3 separate regions of the Homo sapiens genome follow, and regions 1 and 3 are each linked to region 2. The links are chromatin loops, found by intact Hi-C in ENCODE. Cell type or tissue: IMR-90. All regions are shown on one strand. Region 1 has its middle 20 kb from the start of FJX1. Region 2 overlaps PAMR1 (peptidase domain containing associated with muscle regeneration 1). Region 3 has its middle 30 kb from the start of PAMR1.

What was found. Hi-C counts contacts between places; a loop is a spot of excess contacts. Peaks named below come from ENCODE experiments on the same cell type or tissue, not always from the same donor. Only the 100,000 strongest peaks of a DNase experiment are listed, where the experiment ranks them.
Region 1: a loop joins it to region 2, with 2.3 times the contacts of the local background. A loop is called at or near these places in 5 of 110 quality-filtered maps.
Region 3: a loop joins it to region 2, with 7 times the contacts of the local background. A loop is called at or near these places in 3 of 110 quality-filtered maps.

What each region holds. Positions count from the first base shown.
Region 1 is chr11:35,594,055-35,602,054 of GRCh38, forward strand. No RefSeq gene overlaps it. Among named protein-coding and RNA genes, the nearest start is that of FJX1, 20 kb to the right of the region's middle. RefSeq lists an enhancer at 4,602-4,831. In IMR-90, no CTCF peak of the experiment used is centred here; a DNase peak (open chromatin) is centred at 4,767.
Region 2 is chr11:35,488,651-35,496,650 of GRCh38, forward strand. It overlaps PAMR1 (peptidase domain containing associated with muscle regeneration 1), which reads right to left. Exons shown (of 11, transcript NM_001001991.3): 2 at 5,446-5,622; 3 at 3,395-3,523. Among named protein-coding and RNA genes, the nearest start is that of PAMR1, 33 kb to the right of the region's middle. In IMR-90, no CTCF peak of the experiment used is centred here; a DNase peak (open chromatin) is centred at 3,061; H3K27ac peaks cover 1,492 bases.
Region 3 is chr11:35,551,249-35,559,248 of GRCh38, forward strand. No RefSeq gene overlaps it. Among named protein-coding and RNA genes, the nearest start is that of PAMR1, 30 kb to the left of the region's middle. In IMR-90, CTCF peaks have their summits at 3,732 and 7,485; DNase peaks (open chromatin) are centred at 1,973, 2,793, 3,743, 7,403 and 1 weaker place; H3K27ac peaks cover 1,473 bases.

The DNA.
Region 1 (8,000 bases), 110 kb after region 2:
CTTAATTTCGTCTCCAACCTGCATTTCCCTTTGCCATATAACATAACATATTCACAGGTTCCAGGGATTAGGTCAGGGCATCAGCAATAGGAAACATATACTCTACTTTTCAATGGATCCTTAAATAATGGTCAATGGTTAAAGTGCCTTTCTAGTGCCTATGGAAGGCATTAGCATACACGATAGCAGCAGAATTCATAACTTTGGGGTGTGAGGGCATTATCTTATCTACCACAAATAGTGATCTCAGAAAGAGTAGCATCATACTACTCAGGAAAAATTAACGCTCAGTTCTTTTTTTTTTTTTTAGACAGGGTCTCTCGTTCTGTCACCCAGGCTGAGTGCAGTGGTGCGATCACAGCTCACTGCAACCTCAACCTCCAGGACTCATGGGATCCTCCCACCTCAGCTTCCCAAGTAGCTGGCACTCCAGGCATGCGCCACTATGCCTAGCTAGTTTTTTATTTTTTGTAGAGACAGAATTTCACTATGTTGCCCAGGCTGGTCTTGAACTCCTGGACGCAAGCAATCCTCTTGCCTCAGCCGCCCAAGGTGCTGGGATTACAAGCATAAGCTGCTGCAGCCAGTTACACCCAGTTCTTTACTTCCACCTCGCCTAACAGTTTCTAAGTGCTCTAAAAGTAGGGATAATAAGAAGTCATATTTCATGGTATGTTTTGGAGTTGATAATATAAGACAGACATGGAACCTTGTTGAAAACAAAATACATTTTATCTCTTGCTTCACTCTAATAGCCCTGTGAAGGCCAAGTTGACAGACTGTCCAGCTTCCCTCTCAATCATGTTGCCTGGAGACTGTCACCAATGCAGGCCTCATTGAGAGAGAAGCAATGTGTCTCAATCTGTCAGATGCTACAAGATTTCTGAAGGCAACGGCAGGGAGAGCACTCAACTTCCTGTTTCCATCGGTCTACTGAGTGGTGGGAAAGAAGTAGTACAGCAGCCTCCCTTGCCAGAAGCCAGAGAAGGAGATGGATGGATTAAATAATACAGAACTCTTCTGCCTGCTTGGCCATTTTCTTCTTGTAATTGAATGCTAAAAAGATGACTTAAAAAAAGAACAATTTGTCCCACAAAGGTGCATGCATATCTGTTAAACGGTACAAGACACAAAGGGTCATCCCTACAAATGTGATGTGCATTCATTCACTCTAGGCCCCATACCTTTAAAAAGTGAGAGTGTCCTTTCCCTACTCTATGTTTTTGTTTGCTTTGTTGAAGATTAGTTGGCTATAAGTATTTGGGTTTATTTCTGAGTTCTCTATTCTGTTCCATTGGTCTATGTGCCTATTTTTATACCAGTACCGTGCTGTTTTGGTGATATAGCCTTATAATATAGTTTGAAATCTGGTAATGTGATGCCTCCAGACTTTTTCTTTTTACTTAGTCTTGCTTTGGCTATGCAGGCTCTTTTTTGTTTCCATGTGAATTTTAGGATTTTTTTTTTCCAGTTCTGTGAAGAATGATGGTGGTATTTTGAGGGAAATTGCATTGAATTTGTAGATGGCTTTTAGCAGTAAGGTCATTTTCACAGTATTGATTCTACCCATCTATGAGCATGGAATATGTTTTCATTTGTTTGTGTCATCTGTGATTTCTTTCAGCAGCGTTTTGTAGTTGTCCTTGTAGAGGTCTTTTACCTCCTCAGTTAAGTATAGTCCTAAGTATTTTACTTATTTATTTTTTTGCAACTACTGTAAAAGAGGTTGAGTTCTTGATTTGATTCTCAGCTTAGCCACTGTTGGTGTATAGCAGAGCAACTGATTTGTGTACATTAAGCATGTATCCTGAAGCTTTGCTGAATTCATTTATCAGTTCTAAGAGCTTTTTGGAGGAGTCTTTAGTGTTTTCTAAGTATACAATCATATCATCAGCAAACAGTGTACAGTTTGACTTCCTCTTTACTGATTTGGATGCCCTTTATTTCTTTCCCTTGTCTGATTGCTCTGGCTAGGACTTTCAGTACTATGTTGGATAGAAGTGGTCAGAGCGGGCACCCAGTCTTGTTTCACTTTTCAGAGGGAATGCTTTCAACTTTTCCCCATTCAGTATTATGGTGGCTGTGGGGTTGTCACAGATGGCTTTTATTACGTTGAGGTATGTCCCTTGTATGTCGATGTTGCTGAGGGTTTTAATCATAAAGGAATGCTGGATTTTGTCAAGTGCTTTCTCTGCATCTATTGAGATGATCATGTGATTTTTGTTTTTAATTCTGTTTATGTGGTGTATCACATTCATTGACTTGCGCATGTTAAACCATCCCTGCAACCCTGGTATGAAACCCATTTGATCATCGTAGATTATCTTTTTTGTATGCTGTTGGATTCGGTTAGCAGGTATTTTGCTAAGTATTTTTGCATCTATGTTCATCAGGAATATTGGTCTATAGTTTCTTTTTTTTGTTATGTCCTTTCCTGGTTTGGGTATTAGGGTGATACTGACTTCATAGAGTGATTTAGGGAGGATTACCTCTTTATCTTGTGGAATAGTGTCAACAGGATTGGTACCAAGTCTTCTCTGAATGTTTGGTAAAATTCAGCTGTGAATCTATCTGGTCCTGGACTCTGTTTTTGGCAATTTTTTAAATCACCATTTCAACCTCACTGCTTGTTATTTGTCTGTTCAGTGTGGTGCTGGGATAATTGGCAAGCCACATGTAGGAAAATGAAACTGGATCTTCATATCTCACCTTACACAAAAATCAATTCAAGATGGATCAAGGACTTAAATCTAAGACCTGAAACAGTAAAAATTCCAGAAAACCCCTTTTAGACATTGGCTTAGGCAAAGATTTCATGACCAGGAACCCAAAAGCAAATGCAACAAAAACAAAAATAAATAGGTGGGGCTTAATTAAAGAGCTTTTGCACAGTAAAAGAAACAGTCAGCAGAGTAAACAGACAACCCACAGAGTGGGAGAAAATCTTCACAATCTATACATCTGACAAAAGACTCTACAGGAATTTTACGAGGAATCTACGAGGAACTCAAACAAATCAGCAAGAAAAAACAAACAAACAATCCCATCAAAAAGTGGGCTAAGGACATGAATGGACAATTCTCAAAAGAAGATATGCAAATGGCCAACAAACATATGAAAAAATGCTCAGCATCACTAATGATCAGGGAAATGCAAATCAAAATCACAACGAAATACCACCTTACTCCTGCAAGAAGGACCATAATCAAAAAATTAAACAACAATAGATGTTGGCGTGGATGCTGCGAAAAGGTAACACTTCTTTTTTTTTTATTTCTTTTTTTTAAACAGAGTTTTGCTCTTGTTGCCCAGGCTGGAGGGCAATGGTGCAGTGTTGGCTCACTGCAACCTCCGCCTCCTGGGTTTAAGCAATTCTCCTGTCTCAGCCTCCCAAGTAGCTGGGACTACAGGCACCCACCACCACACGGGGTTAATTTTTGTATTTTTAGTAGAGATGGGGTTTCAGCAACACTGCTGATGGGAATGTAAACTAGTACAACCACTGTGGAAAACAATGTGGAGATTCCTTAAAGAACTAAAAATAGAACTACTCTTTGATCCAGCAATCCCATGACTGGGTATCTACCCAAAGGAAAAGAAGTCATTATACAAAAAAGATACTTGCACATGCATGTTTATAGCAGCACAATTCACAATTGCAAAAATGTGGAACCAGCCCAAATGCCCATCAACAACTGGATAAAGAAAATGTGAGATATATGTGTGTGTGTGTTTGTGTGTGCGCGTGTGTGTGTGTGTGTAGGAATACTACTCAGCCTCAAAACCTATAATTGAGGATAATAATAAATACCTATTCATAGCCTCCTGTAGCAGATTGTTACATTGATTGTCCACAGTGAATCCCATCTTCCTGTATCCATACCCTTGCTAGCTCCCTTCCACTGATGCTGGGCTTGGCCATGAGCTCTGCTTTGCCAGTGGAACATCACCAAATGAGACATCAACAGAGGTGGATAAGTGCCTGTATATTGGGGCTTGCCCTCTTAATATACTGCCACTACCATGAAAGAAACCTAAGATATCTTGGTGTAGAAGCTACCACCTAGATACTCCAGCTAGCAGCCCCACCTACTCACTTACTGCAGAGCCCAAGGCCCTCCATCATCTTGCCCCGCCTGCTTCTCCAACCCCTTCCTCCTCCCCTCCCCATCTCTTTCCTCCTCTCTTTCTATTCACACTAACCTTCCTTCTGACCCTCAAACCTGGCAGATTTGTTCCCATCTCAGGGCTTTTGCCCTTGATGATCTTTCTGCTTGGAAAACTTCCCCCAAAAATTCATACATAGCTGTCCTTTTTCTCTCATTGAGGGCTCTGTTTATTGTCACCCCCTGCTACCGCCTTCTCTGACCTGCCTAGCTAAAACAGCCCCTCCCATATGCAGTCACTCTACATCACAGTACCTATTTTATCTTCTTGATGGCTCTTAGACACACCTTAAGTTATTTGTGTCTGCTTGGGATGTCTACTCCTACTGAAAGGGGACCCCTTGGGCACAGGGACTCTTCTTTGCTTACTGCTGTTTCCCAGCCTGGCACACTGCCTGGCTCTTAATAGGTACTCACAAAATATAGATTGACTAACAGACAAGTAGATAGCAGAGCTGGCACTCAAACCTGGGCAACCAACTGTTCCCCAGTTGCTGAGGGGTTTTCCAGGATATGTGACATTCAGTGCTAACACTGGGAAAGTCCCTGGCAAACCAGAAAAGTTGGTCATGCTAACTCAAACCCAGTTCTTCTAACTCTGGCCAGTGTTTCTTCCTCTGCCCCACCCCTGGGATTCTAGGACATCTCATGTAAAGTCAGAGACCTCATGCTTTACAACAGTGCCTGACACAAAGCAGGCAAATGACAAATATGTGTTGGATAAATGAATGGATGAAACGAATGAGTGAATGACCTGGCTCCCGTAAGTAGAAGCCAAACAGAATCTCCCTGTGTCAGCTTGTTTGAACCATGTGGCCTGGGTACTCTGCAGCATCATTCTGTGGGTATAACTAGTCATCTCAATATCCTAAGTTGTGAGCTATAATAAAGTCTTCAGGCAGTCCCCAGTTCATGTCTTTTGTTTACTCCACCCTCTGGCTGCTGGTTCTCAGCTATAGCTGCATTGAAGGGGCTTGGACACAAACAAAGAATCCAGAAAACTGATTCAGATACATTGGAATATTTTTTTCTCCTTGGAAATTTTTTTGCTTCTCGTTAGAATTTGTTGATAAACCCTGCAGTCCTGCACATGGGGATGGAAAACGGAGTGGATGCACAAAGGTAAGTTATGATGGCCTGATGGCCCCTTCTTAGCTGCAGCATGGAGCCACGAGAGTGGAAGAAGGCAAGTGAACATGCCCATGCTACAGTGGAACAAGTCTGGAACTTAACTGGGGAGGGGCAGAGAACAAAACAGACTGCTCTGGTAATCAGGTTCTGAGCCGAAAGGCAAGGAACAGTCTCCCCTCTGCAGTACACAAAAATACATGTTCAAGGCCTCAGAGTTTCTGCAGCTGCAGAGAGGATGGCTTTGGAACCCAAATGACCTGAGTCAAACTCTCAGCTCTGCAATTAACATATCAGTCACCCCTCTCTATCTGTGGGTTCTGTATCCATGGATTCAAAACTAAATGCAGATCTGAAATATTGGAGGAAAGATAAAAAATAATAAGACAGCAATTAAAAATATAAATTTTAAAATACAGTATAACAACTATTTTCATAGCATTTGCATTGCACTAGACATAAGCAACCTAGAGATTATTTAAAGAATACAGGAGGATGTGTGTAGGTTAGACACAAATACTACACCATTTTATGTAAGAGAGTTGAGCATCTGTGGATTTTGGTATCCACAGGGATTCCTGGAATCAATCCCCTGTGAACACCAAGGGACTGACTATACATATGTGACCTTCAGCAGATTATTTAACCCCTCCAAGTCTCAGTTTCTTCATCTGTAAATTGAGATTGTTGTGAGAACTGGAGATAATGGATGTAAAGCAATTGTCACGTAAGAGGCACTGATAAACAGTGGCTGTCTTTCTCATCATTACGTTAAAAGTTTATAACCAAGGGAGAGTTACTTGAGCCAAGGATAGTAGGTGGCTCTGTCCCTGGATAATGAACAATTATCAATGCAGTTATGCTTTAGGGGCTGGCTTTGGCATCCTCACGGTGAGGTGAGAGTCATGAGGCTGGTGGTTTAGGATGCTCGCAACATCGCCTGAGTAAACCCTTCCCCACCCTCCAGCACTAATTCCTGACTTTCATTTCAATTTAATAGATTTGGGTTTAACAAGATAATTATTATACTTGAAATAAATACTGACTGGCCAGAAATGCAATGCTTACTGCAAATTAGGAACAAAGAGGCCTCCTCAGTTACATCTCTGGTATATCTTAAACACAGCTTTTGAATAATTAATTTGCCATTTCGATAACACATAATAACCAGCCTATTAAGCCAAGAATCTTGCATTTATTAAATGCTAACTTAATGGCAAACAAACAAAACCTGAGTCAATAGTTGCTTTGCCAAATTTAAAAGCTCTCCTCCCTGAGGATTTGTGTGGGAGGCAGACCACATGGTTGGGGCGTGTGGATCTTAGGAGCAGGCAGTAGGAAACTGAAGGTGCATGCAGGAGGATATTCAAAACTCAGACTCTGCTCAGGTGGGAGGATATTACTAGGATCGTCTGGGGTAAGTGCCAAAGGAACCACCTGGATTTTCCACCAACGCTGTACCAAAGCCATAACATGTGTTTTTTGTTTGGGTTTTCTGAATGTTCTTAATGCCTGAAGATGGGGTCGGGTGCAGTGGCTCGCACCTGTAGTCCCAGGACTTTGGGAGGCCGAAGCAGGTAGATCACTTGAGCCCAAGGGTTTGAGACCAGCCTGGGCAACATGGCAAAACACCGTCTCTGCAAAAAAAATTAAAAATTAGCCAGGCGTAATGGCATGCACCTGCAGTCCCAGCTACCTGGGAGGCTGAGGCAGGATAATTGCTCTATCCCAGGAGGTTGAGGCTGCAGTGAGCCATGATGGTGCCACTGCACTCCAGCCTGGATGACAGAGCAAGACCCTGTCTCAGAAAAAAAAATGTTGAAAATGGTAGGGATCCCAATATTAGGATCTTTCAATCAAGAATAATTTAGAACTAAAGAATACAGCCCTTGTTGTAGTTAACTACACAGTACAGATGCGAACAATATGGGTTTCAATGAGGAAACAATTAGGATGTTATTGATTGCATATGAAAGCAACTCCAATTCCAAACAGTTTATACATTAAGAAAATTAGTTCTCACCCACAGGAAATTCAGAAATATATAGGCTTCTCCGTTGGGATTAAACCAAGCTGCATATAAAAGAAAACATTAAGTAACAGTAGCTTATGTAAGTTAGAAATTGCTAGCTTACATAGAGAAAGTGCTGTATTTCTCTCACATAAAAGAAGCCCAGAGAAAAACATTCAATAGCTGGTATGGCAGGACCCACACTCTCAGCACTACCATCTTCAGTATACGACTTGTATTCTCAAGTTAGCTTCATGGTCACATATTGGCTGCCATTATTCTAGCCATCATGCCCACCTTCCAAGAAGCAGGAAAGTAAAGAAAGTTAGGGCAAAAAGCCACATAACTTCCATTGACAAGGAAATCTAGAAAATGTGGTTTTATATCTGGGTACATTACTATACTTATCAATATAGATTTGGTGTTACTAAAGGAGAATAGAATGCCCACTGGAAAAGCAAGTCGCAGTTTCTGCTGCTGTAGGCTTCTAGGATGGGTTATTTAGTGACTCAGTCCAATCCTAAAGGACCCAGATTCTCTCCATCCCTGCACTTCAATCTTGGGTATTGACCTCACCCTCAGATTTGGTGGCAAATGGCTGTGCAGCAGTTGCAAATGTCCCATCCAGATGCAATAAAACCAGAGGAAGATGAAGGAAACTCCTCCCATAGCACTCCCTCAGAAGTGAGAACACT
Region 2 (8,000 bases):
TCACACTTCAAATCTTGCCTTTTTTTTTTTTTTTTTTTTTTTGGAAACTGTCTCACTCTGCCCAGGCTAGAGTGGCAGTGGCATAGCTAATTTTGTATTGTTTGTAGAGACAGGGTTTCACCATGTTGCTCAGGCTGGTCTCGAACTTCTGGGCTCAAGTAATCCACTGCCTTGGCCTCCCAAAGTGCTGGGCTTTCAGGCATGAGCCACTGCGCCCTGCCAAATTTTATATGAAACTGCTATTGCTCAGGTCACCAATCGCATGCTAGCCATCAAACACAAAAACCTCTTTACTGCCTTCATCCTATGTGACCTTTCTGCCTTTGAAACACTGCCCCCAGCTTCCAGAACCCTACTCCTTCCTGGTTCTCCTCCTATCTCTCTATCTTTTCCCATCTCCTTCCTGGTTTTCTCTTCCTTTCCTTTTACATCTGTTGCTATTTCCTCTGCCCATGGTGCTCTGTTCACCTCATGCTTCCATCTATAACAGCCATAGGCATATCTCAAGTCTCCAAAATTCTCTTGAGCTCCAGGCACTTATTTCCTACTGTCTGCAGAGTCTCTTATAGATGTCCAAATTCCAGCTTATCTCATGTGGAACTCACCTTCTTTCCCCCACCAAACCTCTTCCCTTTTATTACTCACTTAACAGCATCAACTTCTAGACAGTTAATCAAACTAAGAATTTGAAAGGCAAACTCTTGAGATTCCTTACCCCATTCTTCAGTGAGTCTTGAGTCCTGTCACTCCTTCCTTTAAGCTCTTCTCACTCTAGTCTCCCTTCTTCATCCCCTGAAGCGCTGCAATCGCACTCCTAATGGCTACCTTTGGATATGGTCTTCCTCCACTCCAGCGGAGTTATGCTACAAGAGTTATCTGTCAAATGGTACTCCCCAGATTAAACCATCCTTCATCTCAGAACCATGTCTAAGCTCTGAGCCCTGGAACACTATGCCCTTCATAGTCAGGGCTTGCCACCCCAAGACCATCACCTTGCTCTAATCATACCTCATGTCACATGCTTCCTTGAACACACCTTGCATTTTCACACCCTGACCATACTATCCCTCTCCCTGAAATATCTTCCTGCTCTGCCAACTGAAGAGCAAAGGCATAGCTCAACCTTCACTTCCTGTCTGAAACCTTACCTCCCTCTCCCTGTCATTAACTGTTCTGTTAGCTAGTTCTCAGAGCACTTGGTCCATCCTCTACTTCACCACTCTTCCTTGGTTCCCCACTGCACTTGCAATAGCATCTAAATTCCTTACCTAGCTTACCTACCTACAAGGCTGTATTAATCTGTTCCCACACTGCTAAGAAAGACATAGCTGAGACTGGGTAATTTGTAAAGGGAAGAGGTTTAATGGACTCACAATTCCACATGCTGGGAAGGCCTTGCAATCATGGCAGAAGGCAAGGGAGAAGCAAAGGCACATCTTACATGGCAGCAGGCAAGAGAGCTTATGCAGGGGAACTCCTGTTTATAAAACCATCAGATCTCCTGAGACTTATTCACTACCATGAGAACAGTATGGAGGAAACTACCCCTATGATTCAATTATCTCCACCTTGCCCCACCCTTGACACATGGAGATTATTACAATTCAAGCTGAGATTTGGGTGGGGACACAGCCAAACCATATCAAAGGCGTGATCACACTCCTGCCTACCACTCCAACCCCATCAAATCCCCCTTTCCCTCTCATGTGCACAGAGAAAGAGCACTCTTCCATATGACCCAAAGCAGGGAAAAACCCAAAGTGATCTTACATAATCCAAAGGTCAATGTGAAATCTAAAGCTGTGCACTACAGCTCTAATTACAACTATCTCAAACTATTATTGAAAGTAGTTTTGTCAGGCATGGTGGCATGTGCCTGCAGTCCCCGTCACTTGAGAGGTTGAATCAGGAGGATTGCTTGAGCACAGGAATTTGAGGCCAGCCTGGGCAACATAGTAGGACCCCATCTCGGAAGAAAGGAAAATAAATGAAAGGAAGAAGAGTAGTTTTATTTCTGAATCACCTAACAATTCAGTAATTAAGGGGCATATAGGATAACAGTGACATATTTATTGCATTAATTGAGCTTTTACTATTGTCAGAGCACTAAGTGCTTCACACACATTATCTCATTTAATCCTCAAATCAACCTTATGAAGTTGGTAGCATTATTCTCCTTTTTTATAAAAGGACACTGATATTAGCAAGGTTAGATGACTTGTCCAAGGTCATACTGGCAGTGACAGACAAAATCATTATTTAAACCTAGGTCTGTTTCATTCTAGAGCTTGTATTCTGCTCATTATGCAATGCAGTCTCCATAAATCAGCTGCCAAAGAAGACCAGGGTTAAATCTTGCAGCTAACCTACCTGGAACATAATCTGCCAGGTACTGAATTAAATTTACGAGAAACCACCTAAAATGGCATCGAAGTTTTAAATCAGCAACGAAGACCAACACTTAAAAAGTATCTGTATTATGGATAACTGAACTCCCCAGTTCACCTGGAAGTGCCAACAAGCCCCTTCTCCTCCTGGTATAGTTGAGTTTCTCAGCTGCAGACCATATACTCATCCTTAGCCACAGAGTCTTGAAACTGATGGTATTTCAGTACAGATTTTATCAGTCAAAGATACCAACCACACTCCATCCTCCCTCTCTGTAAACTGGAAATATCATTCATAGGAGTAAAATTAGACTGCAAGACCATTCTAACTGCTTCTGATTCAAGTTGGAAGCATATGGAATAAGTTAGTGAAATAAAAGCAATTTGTACATTGCTTGAGATACAGACTCTCAGAGGGACATTCATCATTCAGGGCACTGTCGGGGGGAATCTTGGACTGAACGAGAGATTAGATTTCCTCTCCATTTTCAAAGAACTGTTGAAACTCACAGAACTCTAATAAAAACTAAGTAATTCTTTCAGATCAAGCAGATCCCAGAAAGAATCTCTTTCCTCGGACAAAAGGCATGCTAGCAATTTGCTGTGGGTTGCAGGAATTTAATTCAGGATTCAAGAAATTTACCAACAGAAATTCATACGTACAGTGCACTACAGACAACATTTCTGAAGACTTATTCACTGTTTGCTGACCAAGGCTACCATGCAATTGCTTCTGGAATGCATAAAGCAGAAAGCCTTGGCCTCACTTAGGAAGAGGAGATTGAAGAGTAGACATAAACCTCCTGTGGCCAAGAATTCAAACAAATGTTCACAATCCACACCTTGCAGATGGAAATCCATCTTTGTTTTTATAGTTTTACCTAGAAAGCCCTCTGGCTGCAGGCTTTCCAAAACTCAGATTCCAAGGAGATAAATTTTGGTCCATTGTAAGCTGAGACTTTAAGACAGTGTGCACTAGAGATGGAGCTAGGTCAAGGTCTACTTACGCATGCAGTCTCCTCCGTACCAGCCTGCTCGGCACTCTGCACAGTAGAACCCCTTCACATAGAAGTCATCCAAGGTACCCCCCCATGAGCCATTTCGGCAGCTCTTGCAGTTTTCAAAGATGGTACAACCTGAAACATTCCCAAGAAGAGGAGTGTTAGGCCAAAGCACCTGCGAGTTCTGATCAGCTGCATGGGAGCACAACTGCACCTTCTCAGGGCCCTGTCTCAACTAAGAGCATCTGGGCCTAGAAAGGTGTCAGAGCCCAGAGGAAGAACCTCTCATCTCAAGGAAACTGCTAGAGGCACCAGAATTCAGACTGGGGAGTTTAGAAGGGTGGTCTCAACGAGTATCCCAGGTAGTGGCTGCTGTTTTAAAGTAACATGAAATTGCCTGCAGGAAACAGAAGAATCTATCAATATAGAGTCTTTTGTATAAATGTTACGTGTTTATTGTGGAATTTTTAGAAAATTTAGACCAGTAAAAAGAATTAAATAAAAAATATCTAAAACCCCATCACCCAGGCTATTGCTAACAGTCTTTCTCTGCCTATATACACATACATGTTTTAAATTAGACTTATATTACTTATGGTACATTGTTTTTGTAACTTACTTTTGAATTTCATAATAGACAGTAAATATCTTCCTGCCATATACTTCCGTAATGAAAGCATGCCATTGGAAACAACTCTCCTGTCTAACAATAGGCTCACCGTGGAATGTGTCGGGCTCCCCACAACCAGCAGGCCACACCAGAGGGGTCTGTGTGATTCCCCAACAAGGACCAGTTTAAAAACATGGCCTCTTGAGGGAGAGGGGGGTCGTGAGAAAAAGTACAAATGATTCAATCCCACTTAACAAAATGGAGAACTGAGTTCTGGCTCTGCCATCGTGCAGCTGTGTGTCCTTGGGCAAATTGTTTAAGCTTTCAGTGACTCAGTGTCCTCATTTGTCAAACTGGGTGATATGATTTGGATCTGTGTCCCCACCCAAAGAAGCCAGAGCATCCGACTTGACTCTGTTCTTCCCTTCCCTCTCCTATCCCACCCGATAGATCCCAACGTGTGGTCAATTCCATTCTCAGATCCCAAATCCCTCTACCTCTCACCATCCATAGAGCTTCTACCTTTATTAAGGTCCCCATTATTTCTCTCCTGCCTCTAGTCATGCGTGTCCTCCAATCCTTTCCCCATACTACAGCTAAAGAGAAAAATCTGCTTTCCCTTCTTTACTAAAAGATTTCCAATGTTATCAAAATATCTTCAGTATATAGCCTAAACTTTGAAGCACAGTTTGCAAAGCACTTCAGGATCTGGCTCTTGTTCCTCCCTTCAGATTGCTCTCTCTTAATCTTTTCTCATTCATTAATTCCCTCTCACTCTCCCTCTCCTTCTCCCTCCCTCTCTCCATCTATCCAGGTCTCTCATCACATACACATTTCTCCTGCCGGACTGTGCTAGTTGCATCTCCCAAAACCCATGCTTCCTCTTGCCACAGGACCTTCGCACATGTTATCCTCTGTGGCTTGACTTCTCCTCCCCATCCGCCTCACCTTGTTTAGTCTGCTTCTCCCATCAGCATGCTCACCACCTTCTCTAGTAAGTCTTCACTGACTTTCCTCCCACCTGCCCCCATTCCCATCCATGTTGCCATAGTACCCCATGCTTCTCTATCATAGCACTTACTACACTGTATGGTAGCTGCCTGTTCTCCATATCCCCCCAGGCTATAAGCTCTGGGAATGCCGGAAGTGTGTCTTTTGTTTTATCATTGTATTCCCAGTACCCCACATGGTACATAAAGCTGCTCAGTCAGCTTGTTAAATGAATGAGTGAATGAATTCAAAGTTTCACAAGTTTAACACTGAAAAGAGTACTGACTCCTTTTATTCCTGTGCCTTTAGTTAGAATGGGCTGAATTGTGTCACTTTTCATAATCATGGCACCACAGCCTCCTGATGGCTGCCTGCTAGAATTCAGGCGTTCAGCCTGTTCCTGTTCATTACCTCCAACAACATGAAGGCAACCTGAAGTCTCCCATTCCACACTCACCTGGGTGGATCAGGCAGGAGTCACACTCATTCTCCTCATTCCTGCAGCAAGGGATGGTATAACCCACGACTTCCCTCTTTCCGGGGCAGACGCACTCAATCTGATCATATTCACAGCACTCCCGACACATGATATTCCACTCTGCTCCAGGGCAGGCTTCATTAATGACTGTGTACTCTGAAATGGAAAACCAGCAGGTGAGGCTAGGTCCTGGCAGGGAGTGGTAAGACTCTTTGTTTGTTTGTTTGTTTGTTTTGAGACGGAGTCTTGCTCTGTCGCCCAGGCTGGAGTGCAGTGGCGCGATCTCGGCTCACTGTAAGCTCTGCCTCCCGGGTTCACGCCATTCTCCTGCCGCAGCCTCCAGAGTAGCTGGGACTACAGGCGCCCACCACTACGCCAGGCTAATTTTTTGTATTTTTAGTAGAGACCGGGTTTCACCGTGTTAGCCAGGATGGTCTCGATTTCCTCACCTCGTGATCCACCCGCCTCCGCCTCCCAAAGTGCTGGGATTCCAGGCGTGAGCCACCGCACCCGGCCCAGGGAGTGGTAAGACTCTTAAGTACTCTACTGCTAAGAGGCAACCTTGCCCTATAAATGCATTGCCCTGCCCGAATGAGAAAGAAGACCCATGTGAATTCTTCCCAGGCCAATGTCTCCAAAGTAGGGAGACCTACCCCAAGGAATATTTAAAACCACGCATGGGAGCATAGATGAAGTTTGTTATAACTGCTATTCATTTTTATTTTTATCTTTAAAAAAAGAAATCAAGTTTCATCAATATATAATCTAGGTGGATTGACAATAGAACCTGTATATAATTTATAAACCAGCACACATCTCTTAGGTGTCTATGCTTATTTATATTTTTGTTAGAATACATCAGGCCACTGTTTACGACTACATAGGTTGTGCACTGCACAGATCCATAGCGAGCCATTAAACTGCATGACTACATACTGCAGCCCAGGCATGTGGCCATCAGAAAATTTGGAGACCAGTCTCCACACCAGGTCATTCAAGTGCAAGGCCAATTGCCAAGTAGAGACTATGTCATTTCTTCCAAACTTGGCCCCTCAGTTTTTCAGCGTGCCATTTTCATAGTACCTTCAAAGCGAAAACCAATAGAAAAGACAAAAAATACCTTAATTAGTATGTTTGGGAGAATTTCACTGTTTTACAATGGTGAACTCATTAGCCCAACTTCATTCAGGCGCCAAGTGCAACTGAGTGTTCTTTCTCATAAGAAAAAAAAAAAAAATCCCTTTCTGGGCAGGATTCTTTCCTTCTCATTTTCTTTTTTTATATATACCTTCAGTAAAGAGAAAAACCATCTGGCAAAACCTATAAGAGGAATCAGTCAGAGGCTGCCCAGAAGAAGTCAGGCTAAGAAACAGACCTTCTAGTTTTGATTTCCTCTTCTTTTTCCCCACTCTCTATTTCTAAAAATTTTGCACAAAGATGACAATTACAGCTGAAATGAATTGGATATTTGAGGAAGTGAATCCGGACAAGATCCCCACAAAACCTTCCCAAGAAACTCCAGGCAGGGATCACCAGCATGCTTCGTAGGCCCGCATAAATGAATTCTAGCACCTGCAGTGGCTTCTAAACCCTTGAATTTCATAGTTTCCTCCCCAAATTAGGAAGTGTGACACAGGGTTGATCACTCTCAATTTTCCAAGTAGAGCCATTTAAATAAACTATCATCATCTATCTTAGCCTCAGGTCATAAGAACATGCTAATATCATAGAAGGCAGACACTCGCACAATGAGGGACAGTTATTTAAATGGAATAAATTTAGTTTCATGAAAATTTGACTTTTTAAATCATTTTTCCACAAATTAGTGGGCCAGAAAAGATCCTTACATTGGTGTTTGGGAATGAATGGCTACATCATCATAGCATAATCGCCACTGAGATTTCTTTCCACCACTACTGTCTGAGCCCCTTCAGGGTGACCACCATGACTTACTTAGCTGCGCTTCCCATGTCTCTGATGTTTTACTGACAAAGTGAATGACTTCTAAAATCTGGATGAGAATTTAATGGTTAAAAGTGAGGAACAGCAGAAGGAAACATAGGAGTAAATCTCCATCCATGATCTTGGATTTGGCTATGGATTCTTAGACATGACACCAAAAGCAGGAGCAACAAAATAAAAATGAATTAGACTTTATCAAAATTAAAAATGTTTGTGCAGCAAAGGACATTATCAAATAAGTGAAAAGACCACCCACAAAATGGGAGAAAATATCAGAAAATATTTCTGATAAAGGCTTGATATCCAGGACATATTTCTAAAACTCATACAACTCAACCATAAAAAAGACAACATAGTTTTTTAAATGAGCAAATGACTTGAATAGACATTTCTCCAAAGAAGCTATATAAACGGCCAACAAGCACACAAAAAGATGTTTAACATCACAAGTCATTTGGGAAATGCAAATCAAAATCACAATGAGCTACCACTTACTAGGGTGGCTATGATCCAAACCAAGGGAAAAATGGAAAACAAGTGTTGGCAGAGAAGTAGAGAAATTGGAACCCTTG
Region 3 (8,000 bases), 63 kb after region 2:
ACAACTGTGCTGAATGATCAGAAGCAAGATGGGTAACTTCTCTGAGTTTCCATTTCATCATCTGTACAAGGGGAATAATTTGGGAGGATTAATGGTGACTATCATAACTACTATCTCCTGAATACCTCCTGTTTCAAGTGCTCTGGGATCTAGCTTTACAGGGAAATAGACCTAAGCTCAACAGAGGTAATCAAACATTCATTATTGTAATTGGTATTTATTAAAGTTCTAATGTGTTCTAGGCTCTGGAGGGCTTATGCCATCTATTGAGAATTTTCTATTTACCAGATAATGTGCTAAGCACTTTGTACACGTGGTCTCATTTATACCCACAACCGCCCTAGGAAGCAGGTACTATTATTATCTGCTTGCAGGGAACTTACAAACTAGTTAAGAAAGCAGTTGAGATTTAGAGCGTAACAAGATAGGATAGTATGCGCCAGATTGTGGGGTGATCCTACAGGGCTTCCCTCACCTAGGAGGGCTCCTCAGCCCTGGGAGCCTCCATTATGGATATACAGGGACAGCCCCAGAGTCACCCATTCATTCCTGATGCTGCCACGTAAAGTGGCACCAAAAACAAAGGTGAGCAAAACATGGACCCTTCCTCAATTTGCCACGACCTAGAGTGGAATTCCTGAATAAGTAAGCTCTGATAGAAAATTATCTCTGCTACACGTGAGCTTCTCTCCCACAGTTGTCCTTCTGGGTCAGCAAATTCATTTTTCTCTGACAGATGTGTTTTTATAAAGTGGTAGAAATAAAGCTCTGGTCAAAGTCGGGAGTGATATCAGCTGGGAACAGTGCTGGTCATTCTGAAGAAGCTAATTAACCAATGTAACATTCCTATCAATGACCACTCTCCAGTCCTGCTTGTTGAATTATTATAGATGAAGCTTCCTGGGGTAAGGAAAAATAGGTTTGGCATTCTGTTCAAGCATCATAACCACCCCCAGCCCTATATAAGGCCTCAAACAGTTCAGCCTGATTTTTGATGATGATAGGCATATCTTGGACCTGTAAATATTCTAGGACCAGGACCTCCTCCAGCCCCTATATAACTCCAAGACCCTGTTGGCTGCTACTAGTGTATATTTGATTGTCAGACTCCTCACATTTAGCAATACTTGTGCAAACTTATGCTCCAAGATAGCCCCAGAAACTGTTATATTCTGGGAGTTCTGCCTCTACCAAATCCCCAGCCAATTAAAAGGCCACTGTTTACATTACCTTCTCACAGAATTAATTCTTGGGCCTCAGAGTGAAAGATCACTTGACCATCATCTGCTACCCTCCAAAATTTGGTCACACAGACAAACAAGGACAAATGCTTTGGTGCACAATTACTCTCCAATATCCATCTCCACAGGGACACTTGGGACTCCGAGAAGGACTGGTTAGGAGTTAACCATGAGCTTTGGTGGTGTGAAATTTAAGAGCCAAAATTTAAAGCCAGGGGACCATCAACATGGATTTGTTCAAAAGAAAGAAGCAAACAGGGAGTGGCATCAAGGAAGAATGCGGAGATATGGCAAGAATTGGGGTGTGGAGGGGTGCTAGGCATTGAAGCCACCCGAACAGAGCAGGAAGCACTCTGCTTGGACATTCTTGGCTTCTGTGTAAGTGATGAGGAAGCCATGAAGGTCTTTGAGTAGCTGTGGGCAGCATAAAGACCACTGAGTATTTACACACACTCAGTAATGGGAGGATCACCCTGATTGCCTTGCGGCAGAACTCATGTGCTTCTACAAACTCAGGTTTTCACGTATTGTATTTAGATTCCTAGAAAGTCAGAGACAGAAGGAGATATGGCTTGGACCTGTGTCCCTGCACAAATCTCATGTCGAATTGTAACCTCCAATGTTGGAGATGGGGCCTGGTGGGAGGTGATTGGATCATGGGGGTGGATTTCTCATGAATGGTTTAGCAACATCCTGTCTTGGTACTGTTCTCACGATAGTGAGTTCTCACAAGATCTGGTTGTTTAAAAGTGCATAGCACCTCCCACTTCTCTTCCTCTTCTTCCTGCTCTGGCTATGTGAAGTACCAGCTCCCCCTTCACCTTCCACCATAATTGTAAGTTTCCTGAGGCCTCCACAGAAGCCTGGTAGATACTACCATGCTTCCTGTACAGCCTGCAGAACCATGAGCCGGTTAAACCTCTTTTCTTCATAAATTACCCAGTATCTGGTATTTCTTTTTTTTTTTTTTTTTTTTTGAGACGGAGTCTCGCTCTGTCGCCCAGGCCGGACTGCGGACTGCAGTGGCGCAATCTCGGCTCACTGCAAGCTCCGCTTCCCGGGTTCACGCCATTCTCCTGCCTCAGCCTCCCCAGTAGCTGGGACTACAGGCGCCTGCCACCGCGCCCGGCTAATTTTTTGTATTTTTAGTAGAGACGGGGTTTCACCTTGTTAGCCAGGATGGTCTCGATCTCCTGACCTCATGATCCACCCGCCTTGGCCTCCCAAAGTGCTGGGATTACAGGCGTGAGCCACCGCGCCCGGCCTCTGGTATTTCTTTACAGCAATGTAAAAATGGCCTAATACAGAAAGAGAAATCACTCCACTGACTCCACACCATTTATCATGTGGAAAAACATTCCCAGGGAGAGAAAGCAACTTACCCAAGGGACTCCACTAGAGAGTGAGGAGCCTGGGGAGAAGTTGCTGTCTTCTTTTGCTTGGCCGTGGGACTAATTGCCTCAATAAAAGAACAGGTCATGATGTCTGCTAGCCTCAACATCCTGGATAGTGGAATGTAAACATTGGCTAAAACTTCTGAGGTCATTCAGATGGGTTCTCTAATTTCACAAATGGGGAAACAGAGACTGCTTATCTTGCCATCATTCTAGTTACAAATGCCAGTGGATCACATCTCCAACTAGCCAAATACTTTCAGGGCCCCTACACAGCACAGCAGGCCCCAGTATGACCCCTGCAGATGGTTGACTACCCAGATGGTGAAGCACTGCTTCCTGATGACACAGAGACTTGGGTTTAGAGAAAGTCTCAATGGCCAAAGGGCAGTCCTAGGGTCAGGGCTGCTGAACATAACCAGATAAAATGTTTAATTTGTCTGGAAATCCACGCATCACTTTTGGGGAGCAATTCTCGTTGCTCTTTCTATCGCCAGCCTGGACTTTTGCCTCTCTCTCTCTCTCTCTCTCTCTCTCATTTTTGATGTGGATTGGAAATTCAAACTCCAGTCTGTCCTTGTCTTTTTCCTTCCTCTACCCTAGTCTATCTGTTACTAAAGTAATCTCTTACAAGAGTTACATTCCCAAGTCTCATCTTTCAACCTCCCCACAATGATTTCCCGACCCAGCCACCTACTGATTTCAACTCCACCCTAGTTCCAGATTGGCTTGTGGGTTCTCAGCCATTCACCTGCCCATTTCCATTACCCTAAGCCCCAAACCCCGCAAGTGCTGCCTGGTCATCAATTCCCTCAGCATTCAGTTACCCCACTCTGAAAATTTCTGAGTCAGAGAAGGGCAGAAAAAACTCAAGAATTCTTCTGGAATTGAGGGATTATCTTTTACTTCTGTAAAAATGTTCAGAAGAAGCCCTTGTCTCTTTTAAGAAGACTTTAAATCTTGTTACACAAGGAACAGATGTAGTCAGGACTTTATACCAACAGAATCATGATCCTTGGTATTTTAATAAGCCTCTCTGTTTTGAAAATTCTTCAGCAGGAATCACCCTATGCACTCTTCCTAACAGCCACTAGGGTTCCTTCAGTAACACAATGAGGCTTGGAGAAACAACATATTTGCTCAGATGTTTTTCTGCTGCTCTTCTTACTATAGCAGGGCCTGCCGTGTGTTTACCTTTTCCTGCAGACTCCTAAGAGGATCTCATCTCTAGCCTCCCTTGCCACACGTGTTCTAGCCAAAGGAATATGAGGGAAGTGATGCATGCCACTTCTAAGTCTGGTTCATGAAACAGCAGAGACTCTACTGTCTCTCTCTTCTCATCTGCCAGCTAAATGAAGACTTCAAGAATCTTCAGGAGGGCAGAGCCACCAGATGGAGGGATCCTGAGTCTATAAGTCATAACTTGGAAAAGAGCTGACCACGAACACCATTGTGGACTGTTGCAACAGTGAGAAACAAATTTTTACTGGGTTAAACTCTAGACATGTGGGGGTAATTTGTTGTATCAGCTAGCCTACTTTGACTAATACATTACTCTATTTTTCAGAGAGAGTAACCTAAAGTCAATAATCTAAAGTCAATTCAAGACAGAATAATCTTTAAGAATCTATTTATAATGAAAGCATCTTGAGAATAACAGATGGTGAGAAAATATTTGCAATGTATTTCATAGTCAAGTAGTTACTATGACTAAAGAACAAAGAGTTCTAAATATATCAAAGGATATAAACATAATTCACAGAATTACAAATGACTCATAAATGTATAAAAAGATGTTCAACTTCATTAGTGATCTGAGAAATGCAAATTAAAATAGCAAGGAGATGTAATTTTTCACCAGATTAGAATAGATTAGATTATCTTGATAATTATTCAGTATAGGCAAGGGGTTGGGGAAAAGAGCATTCCCAGATACTTTTAATAGGATTGTAAATTGCTGTAATGTTTTGAACATTTGCCTCTATCTATCAAAACACAAAATGTGCTTTTTATCAAAATGTGAAATGCATGTACCCTTTGCCTCAACAATCACAATTCTAGGAATATTTACATAAGGGCACAAGGATAGATGTTAAAGGATTATTCATTGAAGCATTACTCGTAACATCAAGAACCCACCTAAATAATTATCAATATGAGAATAGTTAAATAAATGTTGCTACATCCACCTGTACCACATGAGACATTATACAGCTGTTGAAGAATGTAGAAACTGTCATGCCAGTGAAAAAGGCAAGTTTAGAGACATAAATGAGTATATACGTATATGTTACAGATTACTAGATGGGACTTTTCCTATCACCTTTAAATTCTGCTAATGCCCAAAGCTAAAAACAGTAAGTGGCAAGTACCTACACATTCTAGTTCTAGTCTCATCCACCCACAGAGGACCTCTACTACCAGGCCCCCTCGCCCATCTCCAGGTCATATAAGAAAAGGTTGAGATCCCATAGAGAATTTTTTTTTTGAAGGAAATTCATAGGGGTAGCGTGCATAATCGTGTTTTTCCTCCCTTTCCCTTCAAACTGAGGGAGATATGCTTCCAGAGAACTACCCATGGACTTTGAGTTTGTCTGCCAGGAGAGACAGCTACATCTCACCCTTCAGCTTAATGCATCCTGGGAACAATCCACAAACCCATCACCTGGCGCTACTACCTGAGTGGGGAGCTCTGGGAGAATCTGAATTGTAGCCCCAAGAGTTTGAGAGTTCTGGACGGGCAGATAGAAGTGCCTTCTTCGGCTGGGCGCGGTGGCTCACACCTGTAATCCCAGCACTTTGGGAGGCCGAGGCTGGCAGATCACGAGGTCAGGAGATTGAGACCAGCCTGACCAACATGGTGATACCCCGTGTCTACTAAAAATACAAAAATTAGCCAGATGTGGTGACACGGGCCTGTAATCCCAGCTACTCAGGAGGTTGAGGCAGGAGAATCGCTTGAACCCTGGAGGCAGAAGTTGCAGAGAGCCGGGATCACCCCACTGCACTCCAGCCTGGGCAACAGAGTGAGACTCTGCCTAAAAAAAAAAAAAAAAAAAAAAAAAAAAGTGCCTTCCTGTAGCCTAGAGAAGTATAAAGGTGGGAGACTAGCTAAAGTAACTTGTGATTCTGGGGAGAAGAGAGAGGACAGAGGCAGAGCCCACCTGTACTTGAAAGGTTGTGCATGTCAAGGAGGCATAAGGTTTCCTATGGGTTGAGTCATAGCCACTCCTAATATTTCCAGGGTCCACAACAGGAGTACAAATGGAGGCCCACATACTCTATGTCTAAATAGTTTAAAGTATAAATAAAGCTCAATGAAACATGTTCTATCATTCCACCACAACAAATATGTTTTCAAAATGACCTGGAAAGCCAGATCCAAAAAGAAACTTCTAAAAATCCTTGGAGTTATATGCCTATACACAGAGGCATAATGAGAGCTGGCCCTGCCAAGCTTCCCTTCTTGTCCCACCCCAGGTTCCTGTTCCCACACACACATACAAGTTCATCCATATACCCAACAAGCAACACCCCTTGGCAACCCCTTGAGTCTAGGGGTGTACACATCTGCAGTGAGTCCCAGGTGAACCTGGGGAAGAAACCCAAGAGGGCTTTAGAAGAGGCTTTGAGGCCATCCAAGCAGAGGATTCAGGAGTCCCATTACCCAAAATGAGGTCTACAGGAGCTGCATGAGCTCAGCTGGGAACATCCTTGTGGATTGCCAAGTTCTCACCTGGTCAAAGAGATGCCGGCAAAAGAAAACAAAAGTGGAGTCCTCTAAAGTGTCGGATAAAAGGCTGGCAGCCTTCTTGCCCAAATCTGAGGGAGGACTGGGCCAAATGAACTCTGTGAACATTGAGTGGGGATAGGAGGCAAGTAGACCCTAGGGTGTACCCTTGGGAGTAGGGCCCAAGTCTTGGGGATAATACTTGCATCAAATTGTATATCCTGAAGAGCCAGCATTCAGGCACCTGCCACACAGCACTGCAAGTCAAGTAAGACTTTGCTTTTTTCTTCTAACTCCCTCTTCCCCATCCTGGGGGAGCCAAAAGCCACAAAGGACATCAGGGTGTGAAAAGTTTGAAAGAACAGATCACATCACCACTACTCCTCCTTCCCCATCAGCTCAGGACTAAGGTGGGTCAGAGGTGGTGGCAGGGGTGGCAGGGAAAGAAATTTTGAACTAGATGAGAGATTGAAGACTTAATGTGTACTGGACTGACTTTTTAATACCTGACAGTGATTGGAAATCTATGAGACCACTCAAGATGCCTTCAAGAGATTGAAAAGGGAAATTATTAGAGCATATGTAAAGTAAACATTGGCGTAAATTGTACTAATTACTGACTGCACCCTACTAAGCCCTTCCCACTCAATAACCATGAAACAGAAAAAACCCAAACCAATTAGTAACACATTTGTATGTCATATATAGAAATTTTATGATGGTTCTTGTATTTAGTGGTTACCCAAGAAGAGTAAGCTATAAGAAGGGGGAGAGGTGATTTTGACTTTTTAATTCACACATTCTGAATGAATTTTGTTTAAAGGAAATATCTGGAAAGGTTTTGAATAATGTATAATTGCCTCAACTTGCCCAACAAGGCACTGAGAAATTCTCTTCAACCTAGGAGGAAAAAAATCAAGCCAAACGCGAGACCTAACTTGTGTATTACATAATTCCTCTCCAAATGTTGCCACAAGGCCAAACTCTATGATTTTCCTAGGAAAAAAGAAGTTGTTTATTATTCCAACTGTTGCCATAGCAGTCAGTGTTTCCATATCACCATCCTTTTCTCTCCAGACATTACTCCACTAATACATGTTCCAGACCTGCAATTCCAGGCATTTCAGCCAGAAGGAAATATCCTTGTGCTGTTGTAAAAATCAACTGAGAAGGCCAGCCCTGTAGTTGTCGTCTAAGTTCCAGCATTTTCAGTCACTGCCTCAGTGAGGAAGAAAAAGTGGAGTCTGTCTCTAGACTCAGCAGGGTGGGATCCTGAAGAATTTTATCCAACCCCATGATCCAAGGCTGGCAGCCCACTCTCCTCCACCTTTGGGACCCCTTTGGTCCCAGCCATTAGAACAGAGCTAGCCTCCTTAAGAAGAGTAAAAGAAGAATATAGAAACCTAGAGATCTGTTATTTGAAAGCTCAACCCTGGTTATATCTATGTTAGTATAATGAAATAAAGAATCAGGGCAATTCTTCAATTCTCATCAAATATCTGTTGTCTGGTATCACCAAGTCTCCCAGCCTTAGCGGCATGGTGTGGCCCTTTCATTTATCATTCAAATAGAACAGTAAATGAATTGGCAATCAGAATCAACACCATTACCCAAATAACTCTGAGGATTCTTTGG